Regions from separate parts of the Homo sapiens genome. Here region 1 is linked to region 2. A link is a loop called in an ENCODE intact Hi-C map of the cell type or tissue named here. Cell type or tissue: Caco-2. All regions are shown on one strand. Links, peaks and the distances in the headings refer to the core of each region. The heading gives the core; the rest is flanking DNA. Region 1 overlaps BPIFB4 (BPI fold containing family B member 4). Region 2 holds the start of SUN5 (Sad1 and UNC84 domain containing 5).

Region 1 (5,377 bases), core at 159-5,158, 91 kb after region 2:
TCACCCACCCACCCATCCACCATCAACCCATCCATCCATCTACTCATCAACCCGACCATCCATCCATCAACCCATCCATCTATCCATCCATCCACCTATCCACTCACTCACCCACCCATTTACCCATCAACCCACTCATCCATATCCACTAATCCATCCACCTATCCATCTATCCATTTATCTATCCATCCACCCACCCATCCACCCATCTATCCACCCATTTATGCATTCCTTCACAATTCATCCATCCATCCATCCATCCATCCATCCACCAATCCATCCATCCATTTATATATCCATCCACCCACTCACCCATTATCAATCTATCTGTCTGATCTGTCTGTCTGTCTCTCTGTCTGTCTCCCTGTCTGTCTATCCATCTATCTTATCTGTTTTTGAGCAATTTGAGCTTTCGCAGACATCATGACAATTCATTCCATAAACTTCACTGTATATCTCCTAAGAACAAGACATTCTGCACAAAACCATCATACAAATGATGCCAACACTTGCTTCCATTAAGAGAAAAGTCTCCACTTGGTGTCCGTATATAGTTAGCCCTCTCTTGCACTTGTCGTTGTCCCCTTTTAAACTAAGAGAGAACAGAGCTCATGCCCAAAGCTCTCCACAGACAATGATATCCATGCAGAAGGTAATGGCATTATTTTGTTTTTATTGTATTTGGTTTTACAGTTGCCATCTCTTTGTGTCAAGTGGTACTGGCTTTCCATTTTGAGTATTTGAGGTCTTAAGAAGCAAGCCAATTTAAAAATGCTAAGTAAATAATAGTACAGGTGGTTCAAGGATATGACAGAGGTCATGAATTTAGTGGACACTGAGTTATGCAAATGGACTTGATGCTGGTCTCCTTGTTTTAATAAGGAATGACATTTGTTTCTTTTCTTTTTCTTTCTTTCTTTTTTTTTTTTTTGAGACAGAATCTTGCTCTGTCACCCAGGCTGTAGTGCAGTGTTGTGATGTTGGCTCACTGCAACCTCCATCTCCTGGGTTCAAGCAATTCTCCTGCCTCAGCCTCCCAAGTAGCTGGGATTACAGGCATGTGCCATCATGCCCGGCTAATTTTTGTATTTTTAGTAGAGGCGGGATTTTCACCATGTTGGCCAGGCTGGTCTCAAACTCCTGATCTGAAGTGATCCACCTGCCTCGGCCTCCCAAAGTGCTGGGATTACAGGCATGAGCCACCGTTCTCGCCCAAGAATAACATTTTTAGAGGAGAAATATTCAGGTTTTGCCTGCTGTTCTTTGAAACACTCCTTGGTCAGCTTAAGTCAGCCCAGGTCACTTAACCACAAACTGGCTACGGTGATCTGCGTATGGTGATGATGGCTGGGTAGGCAGGACTTCCCCAGGGGTCTTTCAGGGAGAGAAGACGAAGACGCCCTGCTGGGTGTTGTAAAGCATGTAGGAGTTTAATCACTGTATTAGCAACTCCTGTCTGTACCGATAGCCTCCAGGATTCACGTGGCCCTTCTTCTTGTCCTATAGTTTGAAGAGCTTCCTCCACTTACCACAGCCACACTGGGAGCCCTGATCCCCAAGGTATGTAAGGTGGGCAGGTCCCATTGCCTTCAGCCTCATTCTCTATCTTGTTTGAGAAACTGGATTGGAAGGGAAGATGCTCAGCGCTGGGGTGGGGTGCTCTCCCCCGAACCCCTGCTTGGGAGTGCAGTGACAGTGACAAGGGCTTGCAGGCTAGACCCCCATGGGTGGGGGCGGGGGAAGACACAGAGGGTTGAGGTGGAAAGACCCTGAATTCTATAGGTGGTCCAGCCTGCATAGGCCTAATCCTAGCCTGGCCACTTCCCTTGCTGTGTGACTTTGGAGAAGAGTCTTAACATCTCTGAGCCTTAGCTTCCTCATCTGTCAAAAAAGGCTGCTGATACCTATTCCATAGGTTATCATAGGAAGGTAAATGAGATGATGCATGTAAAGGTGTCAACGCGGGCCAGGCACACTCGGGTGCACAGCTGCTTAGAGGGAAAAGCCAGGCCTTTGGAACAGACAGACATGAGTCAGCACATCCCAGTCATATGACCTTAGATGCACAATTCCTCTCTCTGAGCCTCAGTTTTCTCATCTGGAAAACGGGGTAACCATGCTCACTTCAGAGGGTGGCTGTGGACCTGGAGTCTGCACCAAGGCAAGGAGCAGGCATTTGATCAACATGAACTATTATTGCTGTTGTTAATAATTACACATTACTTCTTTTTTTAAAAAAAAGCAAGTGTGCTTTTGTCCAATTAGTGACCATATAGAGTTGGAACAAAGGCCTTTCCCACCCCAGTTCTGGTCCCATGTCTGGTTCTGGGCCTATTACCTTGCACCTGGAAGCAAAGGGCTCTGTACCTAGTAAGTGTTATGCAGGTGTGAATGATGGCTGCAATCTATAGCCATTTTAGACATTTTTCACCTCTTTTCTGCCTGCCCTGTTTAGTCCTGGGTGGAATTCAAAGGCTCTAGGGGGAGAACAAACTCAACACGTGGTCACTATTGCCCTCATGTGGCTGCAAATTGAACATCGGAAGGATCATTCTCTAGGGTGGTAACAGTGGCAGCTCCAGCCAGCAGGTGGACCCCTCAATCAACTGGACCTTTTATTTACTGGGTCACTTCCTATGTGCACTGCACTTTACAGCTTATGAAATTGTTTTTTAGAGTATACTTTTTCTTTCTTTTTTTGAGACAGAGTCTTGCTGCGTTGCCTAGGCTGGAGTGCAGTGGCACAATCTCAGCTCACTGCAAACTCTGCCTCCCTGGTTCAAGCAATTCCCCTGACTCAGCCTCCTGAGTAGCTGGGACTACAGGCATGCACCACCATGCCTGGCTAATTTTATATTTTGAGTAGAGACAGTATTTCGCCATGTTGACCAGGCTGGTCTCGAACTCCTGACCTCAAGTGATCTGCCCACCTCGGCCTCCCAAAGTGCTGGGAGTACAGGCATGAGCCACAGTGCCCAGTCAGAATATACTTTTTCAATTGGTTCTGATCATTCCCTCTATCCACAGGACCAAAGAGGAGAAGCACACCATTTACAGATGGGGAAACAGAGGCTCAGAGAGGTCACATGATGAGGCAGTAGCAGAGCTGGGGTAGAATAGGGACTGAGTCCTCAGTGGCGCTGGGACTGCAGCAGGGGGGATTCAGGCTGGACCCAGCAATGTGTCCTGGAGACCTGGGCTGCACGGAGTCACCAGGGGAGGGGACTTCTTTCTGTTTCTTTTGAAAGTAATATTGTGGTTTTGCCCATTTCTCTATGGTCAGTTAACATATTTAAGAAGTATATTCCTTAAAGTATGTATTTTTGGTAAGTCAATCATTTGATAAATATGGCAAACTGCCATTTTATGAATTGTCCCTTTAGTAAATTAGCTTTCAGGGAATCAAACTGCAGCAAACAAGCTCAAGTCCCTCCAGCAATCCGGGCTCGGGGGCAGCCTGTGCCTTGCCTGGGACCTCCCTGTGGGATTCCCCAGGCGTGGACTTCTCATTTCAGGAACAGTGTTCAGAGGCATTGGGAGGCTCTGGGCTCTGAGCCCACAGACATGCACTGGAATCTTAACTTTCCTCCTGGCCTTGGACAATTTCCTTGGCATTCCCCTCTGAGGCCCTGTTTTCTCATCTGTAATGTGGAGAAAAAAAAATACCCCATGGGTTGTTGTAATGACTGAATGAAATTAAGACTGTCCATTCAGCACCTGGCCAGCATCTCTGGGAGACCCCATTTCACTCAGTACCAAGTTTTAAGCATTTCCAGGTGTCAGGCATTGAGCCTGAATTTTGCCGGCATGATCACAGTTATTTCTCATAGTAACCCCATGTGCAAGGCTTGGAGAGGGCAGCTCCTTGCCCAGTTCTCACAGTGGGTCATTGGCTTTGCCTGTGGTTTGTTGGACTCAAGCAACATGAGACCCCGGTGCTCTGTGTTTAGAGGTTGGCTGATAACCCCCTGGGTACCTCCTATGCTAAGGGCCCTGTCCATCTGGCCTGGTGCCTGCCCACAGGTGTTCCAGCAGTACCCCGAGTCCTGCCCACTTATCATCAGGATCCAGGTGCTGAACCCACCATCTGTGATGCTGCAGAAGGACAAAGCGCTGGTGAAGGTGTTGGCCACTGCCGAGGTCATGGTCTCCCAGCCCAAAGACCTGGAGACTACCATCTGCCTCATTGACGTGGTGAGTGTCTGGAGGTACTGGTGGCCTCCAGCTGGGCCTCAAGACAGAGCCACATGGTCTCCTGGAGCCCAAAGACCCCTTCAAATCCCCTCAATCTCCACCATCATGACTATGGGCCCAACTTTGGGGCCAGAGGCTCTAACCCAAATCTAGCCTTTACCACTTCCAGCTACATGACTTTGGACAAGTCACTCCCTATCTCTAGACTAGAATCTTAACTCTCTTGCTGGCCTTGCACAATTTGCTTGGCATTTCCTTCTGAGCCCCAGTTTTCTCATCTGTAACATGGAGAAAAAATACCACATGGGGTTGTCGTGATGACTGAATGAAATTAAGACTGATTTTCTCCTCTGCCACAGGGGGATGGCAGTAGGGCATTAGTAAGATGCTCAGAGCAGTGCCTGACATACCCTAAAGGCTGCCAAAGTGTTAGCTGATATTATTCTCACAGGTTGCCTATACCCAGTGTGTGGCCAAGCCAGTCTTGATCATTCATTCAGCAATATTTATTGAGCACCTACTATGTGTTATGCTTTCTACTTGACACTGGGGAAAGGGGAAACGAGACAGATGGTGCCTGCTCTCTTGTACCTGGTACCTAGCAGGGGACAGATACAAATACAACAATTTTCACAATTATTTCATAGAAAGGAATCCTCTTAAAATGTGAACCATGGCCAGGCATGGTGGCTCACACTTGAGAACCCAGCTCTTTGAGAGGCTGAGGTGGGTGGATCACTTGAGGCCAGGATTTCGAGACCAGCCTTGTCAACATGGTGAAACTCTGCCTCTACTAAAAATACAAAAATCAGCTGGATGTGGTGGCACACACCTGTAGTCCCAGCTACTCGGGAGGCTGAGGCACGAGAATCGCTTGAACCTGGGAGGCGGAGGCTGCAGTGAGCCGAGATCGCACCACTGCACTCCAGCCCGGGTGACAGAGCAAGACTCCATCTCAAAAAAAAAAAAAAAAAAATGAACCATGTTTCTCCTCTGCATTCCTTCAATTCTGAAATAAAAGCCCATCTCCTGACAATGGCCCACAAAGTCCTCATGACCATCCCCTCATCACCTCTGAGCTCCTCAGTGTTCCTCCAACATGTCAGGCACTGTCTGACCTCAGGGCCTTTGCAGATGCTGTTCCCTCTGCCTGGGATGCTCTTCCCCCAGGTATCTGCACAGT
Region 2 (5,377 bases), core at 256-5,255:
AAAAAGTAGGGGACTCAGAATTGACAGGAAGGTGAGAGGACACAGGGGTGGATGGAAGAAGGAAGAAGGGAATGGCTGTCTGGCTTGGAGGTGGATGAATCAGGAGATAGATGAGAGAATGGGAGACTGAAAGGATGGGTGGATGAACAGAAAGAGGGATGACTGGGTGGATGTACCTATGAAATAAGGTCTGGGAGAACTGATGAACTCAACAGGTGGATGGATGGGTGAAACCAGCAGCCAGACTGGTGGTAGAGGAGGGTTGGCAGTTAACTCCTCCTCCAGACAGCAAGCCTCCCTCCCAGTTCCCCTCTCCAGCCACCAAAGACTTTGGCAGGAATGATACCTCCGATGGGTAGAACTCCAGAGTTCAACCTGCAGCTCCCCACCACCCCTGCAGTCCAGGGCAGGCATTGCCACCCCCAGGTCAGCCTGGGCCGAGGCTGGACCCTCTCCCCAGACCCATATTGATGACGAAGGTGATTATTCAGTATATACGTACACACACATCCCAGCATGCACTGAGTCAGGCCTAGGGCTTGGTCATTGTTGCGGACAGGCAACAGGATGTTGTCATCTGCAGAGAGCACAGGACTGTCATGTCACTGCCAGCCTCTTGATTTGGTGCTTGCAGAGACCTAGGGAGCACCCAGAGCTTGGTGCGAACATCCCTGCCCCTGCCCCTTGCTGGGTAGCCCCAGGTTGCCCGTTTGACATCCCTGAGCCTCAGCCCCTCAGCTGCCCATGAAAATACCAGGGCACCTGTCCTTGCTCACTCATGTTTGGGGAGGTGTCCTCTGCCATCCTGCTGGTGTTCCGGCCTCGCTGGGCAATCCTGGGGATGATAAGATTCATAGTCGCATTTTACAATTATGAGGAACATAGTGTCCTTGGAATGTGCATACCACGTTCCAGATTGGGAAACTGAGGTACAGAGAAGGTTTCCCAACACCACCAGCCTGTGATTCAGGGACAGACCCAGGTCTGGCTGACCCCAAATCCAGGTATCCATCAAGGAAAAGACCCAGGTTGCTGTGGCAGTCACAGGCGGTTGTCGCCATGTCCCCGAGGTTGGCAGAAGCTTGGTTTTGTTCCTTTGTCTGCTCCTACCCAATGTGATTTTAGGCCATTTTGATTGGTCGAAGCCTGCTGTCGTGCTCCCATTCCCTGTGCTGTGATTGGTTCAAGGGTGAGGAAGTCTGCAGGGGTGAGGTAGGGTGAGGTAGGGGGGTGGTTACGAGGTAAGGGACTTGGGGGAAAAGTTAGGTTTAGGATTAGCTAAATGAGACCCACAGAAAACGATGCTTATTCTCCTTCCCCTAGACGCCACATTTCTGCGTGACACCTGAAACTGTGGTGGCCATCTTGTGACCATGAGAGGGGGCTAAAAGAGCAGAATGATGACAGGAACCTGGGTCTTGGGTGGCAGAACTGAGGAATTAACACACTCCGGAGCCCCCTGCACCTTGGGACCTCTTGATATGTGAGATTTAAAATTTTCCCTTATTTCTTAAGTCAAAGGTCTTTAAACATTTTTGTTTATACCACCTCAGAGTATTTATATTGGTTTATTAATAAATTATATATACACCCAATTGTACTAATACATTGTTTACCCTTCCCAAATGTACAGATTTATGGTAACATTCCTGAATAATATAAATTAAAAGAGGATGAAAGACATACATTCTAGCCTGGTTATTTCTTTTCTCACCCTTGGGGATTGTTTGGTATACTCTCTTGGGATATACACCCAGATTTGGGTGCCCAGAGATAGGCATCATTTTAAGTTGGAATTTCTGTCACCTGCATTCAGAGGCTTTCTGACAGATAAAGATGGCGAAATACTTGTTTCCTTCTTTCATACCAGTCTCCTGCACTAGACCGTGAGCTCCATGAGGGAACGGAGCACATCAGACTGGTGCCACACCGTGTTCCCCGTCCTCTGTGCATTTCCCGGCACACAGTAGATGCTCAATAAATGCGTGCTGGAAGGATGGCTGCTTCACCACTTCCTGGCTGGGAGACTTTGGGAATACCACTGCCAAACCTCTCTGGTCTTGGTGGCTGTCTCTGTACAGTACAGTTGACAATGCCACTCATCTCCAAGGACAGGGTGGAGGGGCAGCATTTTGTAAACTGTAAAGGGCTGGGCAAAGGGAGGGGCTGCCATCCTCACCTCCGGGGTCTGGGATTGTGGGCCACATCTTCGAGTAGGGCGCCTGGGTCCCCAGGGCTCCTTGAGGACCGTGGCATCGATTTCCTTCTTTAGGATTGGGGATGGAGATGGGAACTCTGGGAGCTGGTGAGGAGGAAGGGGCTGATGCCTCTGAATGTCCCCTGAAAAGTGCCAAGTGGAATCTGCCAGGATCAGTGGAGCAGTTGGCATTGTGACCTCACAGAGCAGGTGGGTGGAGGGGCAGGGGATGGGGCTAGTCTCCAGCTTGGCCCTAGAACCTCCCCCAGAGGAAGCCATTGTGACCCACTTTCCTTTCTTAAGATGGGGAAATTGAGGCATCAAGACAGGAAGGGCCATGCTGGGGTCTCAGAAGCTGGACAGGGGCGAGAGCTGAAGCTCCAGTAACCCAACCATGCTTTTCCTTGTTTCCTAGATCCCTTCCTGCCCCAAGCTTCCCAGGCTTTTCACCTTCTTAGGTTGCACCTGAATGCATTTTGTAATGCTGAGCTTCTCACTGGTGGACATTGTGCATAACACAAAATAACATTGCATGTGTTGTTGCTTTAATAAAGTTCTACTTTTTGTTGGGCCCGGTGGTTGATGCCTGTAATCCTAGTACTTTGAGAGGCAGAAGCGGGTGGATTGCCTGAGCTCAGGAGTTTGAGACCTGTCTGGGCAACATGGCAAAACCCCTTCTCTACTAAAAATACAAAAAATTGGCTGGGTGTGGTGGTGTGTGCCTGTAATCCCAGCTACTCGGGAGGCCGAGGCTTGAGAATTGCTTGACTCGGGAGGCGGCAGAGGTTGCCGTGAGCAGAAATCGCGCCATTGCACCCAGCCTGGGCAACAGAGTGAGACTCTATGTCCAAAAATAAAGTTCTACTTTTTTACTGGGGAAAATAAAAGCATAACCGAGTGGAAATGTCGGGCTAAGTTTTTTCTGTTCACCCTGCCTGTAGGGAGCTTGACTATTTGGATAGCAAAGCTAAAATGAATTCACTTTTGCCCCCTGGTGGCAGTTGCTTAAAATTGCAGGCTAATTACCAATGGGAAGTGGTACGATGGTCCCTCAAAGAGGCCCACACACTAAAACCTGAACATGTAAATATGTTAAGTCACAAGGCAAAAGGGAGTTAAAACTAGAAGAGCAATTTAAGTTGCTAATCAGTCGATCTTGAGATGGGAAGAATACCCTAGATTACCCATGTGGGTGCAATGTAATGACAAGGGTCCTTAAAAATGGAAGAGGGAGGCAGGGAGATGGCAGCACAAGAAGCACTCAGCCCAACATGCTGGCTTTGAAGATGGAGGAAGGGACCAGGAGCCAAGGAATAAGGGCAGCTTCTAGAAGCTGGAAAAGGCAGGTGGACAATTCCTCTCCTACAGCCTCCAGCAAGGAACACAGCCCTGCCAATACTTCCTTGATTTTAGCCCAGGGAGACCCATCTGGGACTTCAGACCTCCAGAATGGTAACATGATAAATTGTGTCTTAAGTCACTAAGTTTGTGATAATACATTATTGCAGCAACAGGACACCAATGCAAAACCCCTGAGAATATTCAGTGAAGGGGAAACTCTGAAATGCCACCACTACAATTGTTACAAGGGTCTTTCAAATGTATACTCATTCATTTATTCATTCAACAAATATTTATGCACCTAGTATGGTCCAGGTGCTGGAAACAGGGCTGAGCAGAACCAGCTCCCATCCCTGCGGATGCAGGCAAAGTGGCTGGCAGAACATTCTGCATATAGCAGGTGCTCACCAAACGGTGCTTGCCATTGCTGTCAGGAGCCGGTTGAGATCTGGGATGGGCTGGTGAGAATCTCCCTCTTTTATGTCTACTGGCTGTCACCCAAATGGCTCTTGTGCTGGAAATATTTAAGAAAAGGAAGTGTCCAGGCCAACAGCAAACACCAAGAGTGGGTTTGGTCAATATTTGCGCCTCTGTCCACTGAGTCTGCTGTTTGCATCAGCTATGGTGAGGGCGCAGGAGGGGCCGGTCTTGGGCATTGGTGGACAGACCAAGGCCAGGAGCAGGGTGTCAGGGAGCTCACAGCAGGCTCTTCTCATTCCTCTTTGCGTCTAGAATAGGGGCAAGGGAGCACTGGTTGGGAGGCAGGGCTGGTTCAAGTGAGCTCCAGCTGCTCAGGGGAGGGCTTGATGGTGTCTGTGGTCAGCTTTGTAGACACTGGTGGAGGCCTAGCACAGGGTGGGCCTGGGAGCTGGGCCTGATATTTGGGCTGGTGTGGGGTCAGTGGGAGTCAAAGAGTGCCCTGGAGTTGGGGAAAGGCCCCAAGTCATCCTGTGCCAATGAAGAAAAATGGAAAGGCCATCGCCTGCTGTGCACACATATATGCACACACACAAGAACATATATACATGTACCTCCCCATCCCAGGAAACAGTCCACTTGCATACACACATGCACCTAACACCACACACTCACAGACCCACAAACACTCAGTAGGCCAAGCCCACACATGCATACATGTACACAAAACTCCCCACCTCTGTGGTCCTGTTGGATTGTGTGAATAGACACACAACACCATAAACCAAGATGCCAACGTGCCCATTTCATGTCCACACTCACACATAAGAGCACACATTTTCCCCGTACATGTGACTATGCACACACACTCACATGCATGTATCAACACAACCCTCATCCACACATGTGCATATGCAAATTCCTTCATGCGCACACACAGTTCCTTGGGTCCCATCCAGCCAAGGCGGAGGCTGACGTTTGTAATGTGGAAAGAGACCGTGGACTAATCCATTGTGAGTGGAATGTGCATTTGGAGAGAGGCTGGGATGTTAAGCTGTGGGGACAGGTCACGCACACTTTCTCTTCTGTTCCCTTCTGAGTTAGGGCTCAGTTTGTGACTGGGATCAGGGCTCAGCATGTGATCAGGGTCAGAGCTCAGTAACTGGGGTCAGGACTCAGTGTGTGAATATGTGACAGGGTCAGGGCTCAGTCAATGACTGAGGATGGTGCTCAGGTAGCCTTCTGCCCCTCCTAAAAGGGTCATGTTTCCGAGAGAGCTTGGAGGTACCAGGCTTGAGGGGTCATTGCAGCCATCCCCTTGCCTATGGGAGGGGGGATGGGGTCCTCATGGGCCCCATCCTCCCAGGCCTTGGCTGGGCATGATAAGATACCCTCCTAGAAGCAGCTTTCCTTCCAGAGATC

Evidence for each region. Peaks named below come from ENCODE experiments on the same cell type or tissue, not always from the same donor. Only the 100,000 strongest peaks of a DNase experiment are listed, where the experiment ranks them.
Region 1: it touches region 2 in a loop (2.1-fold over the local background); 2 of 110 quality-filtered maps call a loop at or near these places.

Annotation. Positions count from the first base shown.
Region 1 is chr20:33,093,594-33,098,970 of GRCh38, forward strand. BPIFB4 (BPI fold containing family B member 4) reads left to right here. Exons shown (of 18, transcript NM_182519.3): 12 at 1,507-1,560; 13 at 4,024-4,194. Among named protein-coding and RNA genes, the nearest start is that of BPIFB4, 17 kb to the left of the region's middle. In Caco-2, for the core only: CTCF peaks have their summits at 2,556 and 2,756; a DNase peak (open chromatin) is centred at 2,538.
Region 2 is chr20:33,002,085-33,007,461 of GRCh38, forward strand. It overlaps SUN5 (Sad1 and UNC84 domain containing 5), which reads right to left and starts at 2,349. Exons shown (of 13, transcript NM_080675.4): 1 at 2,180-2,349; 2 at 777-835; 3 at 503-577. The coding sequence starts at 2,256. RefSeq lists an enhancer at 5,005-5,377. In Caco-2, for the core only: a CTCF peak has its summit at 3,154 (motif pointing left); no DNase peak of the experiment used is centred there.